2 separate regions of the Homo sapiens genome follow, and region 1 is linked to region 2. A link is an interaction called in ENCODE POLR2A ChIA-PET data of the cell type or tissue named here. Cell type or tissue: Panc1. All regions are shown on one strand. Links, peaks and the distances in the headings refer to the core of each region. The heading gives the core; the rest is flanking DNA. Region 1 overlaps LOC105378198 (a long non-coding RNA gene). Region 2 overlaps ANKHD1-EIF4EBP3 (ANKHD1-EIF4EBP3 readthrough).

Region 1 (2,916 bases), core at 194-2,693, 240 kb after region 2:
GGAAGAAAGATTAGCTGTTTACAGTGCACATAAAAATAATAGATGTTACTGTAGTATTAAAAATGGAAATAATTTTTAGGCCAGGCATGGAGGCTCACACGGGTAATCCTAGCGCTTTGGGTGGCCAAGGTGGAAGGATCTGTTGAGGCCAGTTCCAGGTCAACCTTGGCAACATAGCAAGAGCCTGTCTCTACAAAAAGACAAAACAAAACAAAACAAGAAAGGCTGGGCATGGTGGCTGAAGCCTGTAATCTCAGCCCTTTGGGAGGCCGAGGCAAGCGGATCACCTGAGGTCAGGAGTTCGAGACCAGCCTGGCCAACATGGTGAAACTTCCTCTCTACTAAAAAATATAAAAATTAGCTGGGTGTGGTGGCGCATGCCTGTAGTCCCAACTACTTGGGAGGATGAGGCATGAGAATCGCTTGAACCTGGGAGGCGGAGGCTGCAGTGAGCCGAGTTGTTGCCACTGCAATCCAGCTTGGGCAACGGCGTGGAGAATCCGTCTCAGGAAAAAAAAAATTAGTTGGGCATGGTGGACTGCCTGTAGTCCTAGCTACTGGGAAGGCTAAGAGGGGCGTATGGGTTGAGCCTAGATGGGGCCATTGCACTGCAGCCTGGGTGACAGGGTGACAGAGGGGTATTCTGTCAAAAAAAAAAAAAAAAAAAAGCGCCGCAGGAAGTTTCCCCTGGGGAGAGGATGTAAGGTTTATCTAGTTTAGCAGCGAAGTTCTAAGATAAGGTCTGAAATACAATTTACACCTTGTAAAGACTCCACTCTTATGACCCAAGCTCTACTTGTAAAAGTCGATTTGATCACAAAGTGACCCTGCGTGGTTGTTTTGGGAGCGCAAAAGCTGGAGGCAAAGGAGGTGGGGGCGTGTGGAGAGTTGTGGACCAGGTGACTGCTGAGGAGAGAATAAACCGGGGGCACAACCGCGGAAGAGCTCTCCAGGGGTTAGAGGAAGGCTGAGTACTTGTCACTGCTGTATGTCCCCAGATGGACACTCTGCAATTGCCTGGAGATAGCGGCGGATTGGACAGTCCAGGTCGCTGAGTCAAGCTAAAGCACCGTTGTTTTGACTCACTCTTTGTGACGTAGGTCTTTCTCACCAGTCAAGAAAATACAATCCGAAAGCAACCTCTGGGCTGGCTTTAGCTCAGCGGTTACTTCGCGTGTCATCAAACCACCTCTCTGGGTTGTTCGAGACCCGCGGGCGCTCTCCAGCCCTCTTACTGCTGAAGTTCAGCTCACTTTCCATAATAAAAGGATCCAGGGTTTCTTGGAGAAATGGCTGATTTTAGTAGTGGGCAGGAAATATAGAAATGGACACGGAGCACCTCGTAGTGCTAGAAAGCAAGGAAGTGCTTAAAATCCAAACACAACCAAACTCTTAACTTTTAAAGTTTTTTCAGTGTTCAGTAATGTTCACGTGTTTGTTCTAACAGTTACCTGTATATTTGTATCTTCTTGTCCTTTTTGCCTGAGGCCCACAGGAGTTTTTCTTTCAAATCTAATGGATGCTCTAAGATATACCTCAGACTTGATCATTCCATATAATTTTTCCTAGGTTTCCTTTCGATATGTAGACCCAAGTTTCTTTTATTATAGTTTTGAAGATTACATCGGTTCCATTGTTTTATTCTTCTTCAGGGACTGCAATGTATGTTGGATCTTTGCCTCTACACCAACGCCACTTTCTGTCTGATCCTTTGAATGGCTTTTTTTTTTTTCAGATGGAATCTCACTCTGTTGCCCAGGATGGAGTGCAATGGTGCGATCTCCGCTCACTGCAACTTCCATCTCCTTTTTTCAAGCGATTCTCCTGCCTCAGCCTCCTGAGTAGCTGGGACTACAGGCACATGCCACCATACCTGGCTAATTTTTGTATTTTTAGTAAAGACAGGGTTTCACCATAATGGCCAAGCTGGTCTCGAACTCCTGACCTTGTGATCCACCCGCCTCGGCCTCCCGAAGTGCTGGGATTACAGGCGTGAGCCACTGCACCCGGCTGAATTGCTTTCTTTTGATTTTATTTTTATTTTATTGGCTGTGTTAATACCTTTCCTCAATACCAGTTATTATATTTTAAGTAAAAGCTCTTCCTCTTCGAACATCTTATAATTTAGTTTTTTTTTCTGATTTTTTTATTCTTCTATTTCTCCTGCTTTTTTTTTTTTAACAAACTGTTTTCTTAGTTATTTCGTTCTTTGTCCATTTCTGTTCTGAGTTATTTTTCTGATTCATGGCATTTTTTTTCATGTTACCAAATTATTGTTTAAGGTTATTTAATTTTGGCTGGAATATTATGTTTCAGGTTTCTGGTATCATGTTGAGTTTTTTTTTTTTAGAAAATATAGATTTTCACTTAAATTTTTTCTATATAATATGTCTGCAATTTTCTGTGCATTTTGTAATATTTTATTTTCCAGTTTCAGCAACTGCAAATGAGGCAGGAGGTTGGGTGCCTTACCAGCTTTCTTAGTTCAAGAGTGCCCTCTTTTTTTAGAGTGGCGCACTGGCTGATGTCTTCTGATTTTGTGATTCTGTTTCATTTCTGTGGGACTCTTAACTTTCTTTTTCTTTTTCTTTTCGAGACACAGCCTGTCTCTGTCTCCCAGGCTGGAGTGCAGCGGCTCCATCTCTGCTCACAGCAACCTCTGCCTCCTGGGCTCAAGCGATCCTCCTGCCTCAGCCTCCTCCCGAGTAGCTGGGACCACAGGTGCGCACTACCTCGCCTGGCTAAATTTAGTATTTTATTTTATTTTATTTTTGTAGAGATGGGGGTCTCACCATGTTGCCCAGGCTGGTCTCGAGTTCCTGAGCTCAAGAGATCTGCCCACCTCGGCCTCCCATAGTGTTGGGTTTATAGGAGTCAGCGACTGCGCCCAGCCTGGGACTCTTACTCATTGCTTGC
Region 2 (2,916 bases), core at 192-2,691:
GAATTGGATAAAACTAGGTTTATTTTCTTCATATTGCATTTTTGCTGCCAAGTAAGGCATATCTTTACATAATATAGTCTGTAAAAGCTGTTTACCTCAACCACACAGAAATAAATAGATGGATAAACTCTGGAGTTCTCTTATGTTTCTTTACTAAAGAGAATACCTAATCATACCCAACAACAACCTGCTAAGAATATAATCAGGCTTATCAGGAATAGGAACACATTGATTATATCCTTTCTATGTCAAATAATCCTGTCATCTAAAATAATTTCATGTTGCTAATCTCAGGATGTTTATTGCTGCGTTTTACCTTTCCCAAAAGGTACTTTTATGCAAGTTAGGATTAGATTCAGCTGGATATTTTCTGAAAATTAGACAAACTAATAGTAGTGGTTTTACCCACTGACTTATTTTTCTCTTAAATAAGATAGGTAGAATTAAGAAGGAAGAATGAATATTTCTATAGTCTTAACTTTCTAGTTGAGATCTTTTGGAATTGTTAAAGGTAGCTGAACTAAAGTTATTTTTTCCAGGGGTCAAAAATAATTTATCAAAAAAGAAACTAAGAAAAGACTTTGCATTTAGACATTTTTCAGGTCATGTTATACACAGCTATTGAACAACTTGCCTTTCAGATAACATATCTGGATAATATTCTGTCTTCTCTCCATATCTAGGTCCCCTGACTCTTAAAATACACAATATGAAGAATTATATATCTCTTAAACATTGCTTAAAAAAATCTGTTTTCTTTACTTTGAGACCTGGCTATATTGCCACTTTCTAGTAGATCAAAAATGTCTTTGAAACATTTTGAGTTATATACAGTGGTGTTATTTGATGCTTACATTAACCTGTATATATTTATTAATCTTAGTCTTCTAGATTTTCCATTTTAAAAGTGATATTGAATGAACGAACTACAGCTTCATGCAACATTGTGGATGAATCTCACAAATATAATATTGAGTGAAAGAAGCCAGACGCAAAAGAGTACATTGTATGATTCCGTTCATATAAAGTTCAAAAACTAAAACCAGTTTGGAAGTCAGGGTAGTGGTTACCATTGGGAGGCTGGGTAGTGACTGAAAGGGAGCACAAGATGGGGCTTTTGGTATGTGGATAATGTTCTGTTTCTTCCTCTGGGTGCTGGTTACACAGGTGTGTGTTCATTTTGTGAAAAAAATTCAAACTATACACTTAATGATTTGTATATTTTTTTGTATCTACATTATACTTCACAAAAAATTTTTAAATGATATTGACTATGAACTAGCTTGATGTCAACCTTTGCTAAGATTGCGATTTATTTTTCTTCAAAGGTGCCAATGTTAACAGGGCTACAGCCAATAATGATCATACAGTAGTGTCGCTGGCATGTGCAGGAGGCCACCTGGCAGTTGTTGAGCTTCTCTTGGCTCATGGGGCTGACCCTACTCATCGACTCAAGGTAGTCTACTTAAAAATAAGTAAACAGGCTGTGTGCGGTGGCTCATGTCTATGATCCCAGCACTTTAGAAAGCTGAGGCGGGTGGATCACTTGAGCCCAGGAGTTTGAGACTAGTCTAGGCAACATAAGGAGACCCCATCTCTATTAAAACACACACACACACACACACACACACACACGTATGTATGTGTATATATATATAAATAATATGTGTATAGTTATAAAAATATGTTTGATCTATCTTAGTGCTTAGTATTTAATACTGTTTAAATGAGTTTTGATTTTATATGAGCTGCTAAGAAACTATAAAGAATTAATTATCATGGCAATTCTTTTTCAGGATGGTTCAACAATGCTCATTGAAGCTGCAAAGGGTGGCCATACTAATGTAGTTTCTTATCTGTTGGATTATCCAAATAATGTTCTGTCAGTTCCCACCACAGATGTGTCTCAGCTCCCTCCACCTTCTCAAGATCAGTCTCAGGTAAAGTAAAATGGAGCTTGTTTGTTAATATAAATATTCTTCAACATGATTAGAAGTTTTTGTTTAAAATCAGTTTTAAGCAAAATGGACTTGTTTTTATTCTCTGTTACATATTGAGAAAATCATGACTCTAAATTCTTTAGGATTTATTTTCTTTAAAGGTACACTGAAATTTGTTATTGCCTTATTTATTGAGAATAGTGGTTTTTAAAAACCACTTAATATCAAATATAAACGTAAGTATTCTAAGTTGTTATCTTATTACAACTAGGTTTTTCAGGGTTTTTTATTTGTTTTTTAACAAGAGAATCAAGAGAAAGCTTTTTCTTTTTTCTTTTGTTTTTTTTTTTGAGATGGAGTCTTGCTCTGTTGCCCAGGCTGGAGTGCAGTGGCACAATCTCAGCTCACCGCAACCTCCGCCTCCCAGGCTCAAGCGATTCTCTTGCCTTAGTCTCCCAAGTAGCTGGGACTATAGGTGTGCGCCACCACGCCCAGCTAATTTTTTGTATTTTAGTGGAGATGGAGTTTCACCATGTTGCCCAGGGTGGTCTCAAACTCCTGAGCTCAGGCGATCTACCTGCCTCGGCCTCCCAAAGTGCTGGAATTACAGGCGTGAGCCACATGCCCGGCCGAGAAAGCATTTTCTTAATACCTCCCAAGGTAGTATTAATTATCCTAGAGATAGTGACTTTTGTCAACCATGAAAGTATAGGTAACATAAGCGCTAGAAGTTCATTAAAGTAACTTTTAAACCCACCTTAAATTATGGAGCTTTTACTAGTATATTAAGTTGGTGAAATCTAAATTCTTTTCTACAAAGTCATTCTGAAAACTGCTAGCATACCCCAATTGAAGAAATATATTACATTTTTGTTTTCTTTTGATCCATGTAGAATTTGAACAAGGGTAAATTGGCTAGTGGATAGTGAATATGTGACTTGTACCCCTAGCTACAATTGGAACCAGCAAGGCGTTC

What was found. ChIA-PET counts read pairs that join two places held together with the same protein. Peaks named below come from ENCODE experiments on the same cell type or tissue, not always from the same donor. Only the 100,000 strongest peaks of a DNase experiment are listed, where the experiment ranks them.
Region 1: POLR2A ChIA-PET joins it to region 2 with 6 read pairs; 2 of 35 experiments call an interaction of 5 or more read pairs at or near these places.

Annotation. Positions count from the first base shown.
Region 1 is chr5:140,725,014-140,727,929 of GRCh38, forward strand. The region is part of intron 1 of LOC105378198 (a long non-coding RNA gene); the gene reads left to right. It also overlaps VTRNA1-3. Among named protein-coding and RNA genes, the nearest start is that of ZMAT2, 26 kb to the left of the region's middle. RefSeq lists an enhancer at 931-1,225. In Panc1, for the core only: no CTCF peak of the experiment used is centred there; a DNase peak (open chromatin) is centred at 1,158; H3K4me3 peaks cover 1,618 bases.
Region 2 is chr5:140,483,793-140,486,708 of GRCh38, forward strand. ANKHD1-EIF4EBP3 (ANKHD1-EIF4EBP3 readthrough) reads left to right here. Exons shown (of 36, transcript NM_020690.6): 12 at 1,329-1,456; 13 at 1,797-1,940. It overlaps ANKHD1 (ankyrin repeat and KH domain containing 1), which reads left to right. Exons shown (of 34, transcript NM_017747.3): 12 at 1,329-1,456; 13 at 1,797-1,940. Among named protein-coding and RNA genes, the nearest start is that of EIF4EBP3, 62 kb to the right of the region's middle. In Panc1, for the core only: no CTCF peak of the experiment used is centred there; no DNase peak of the experiment used is centred there.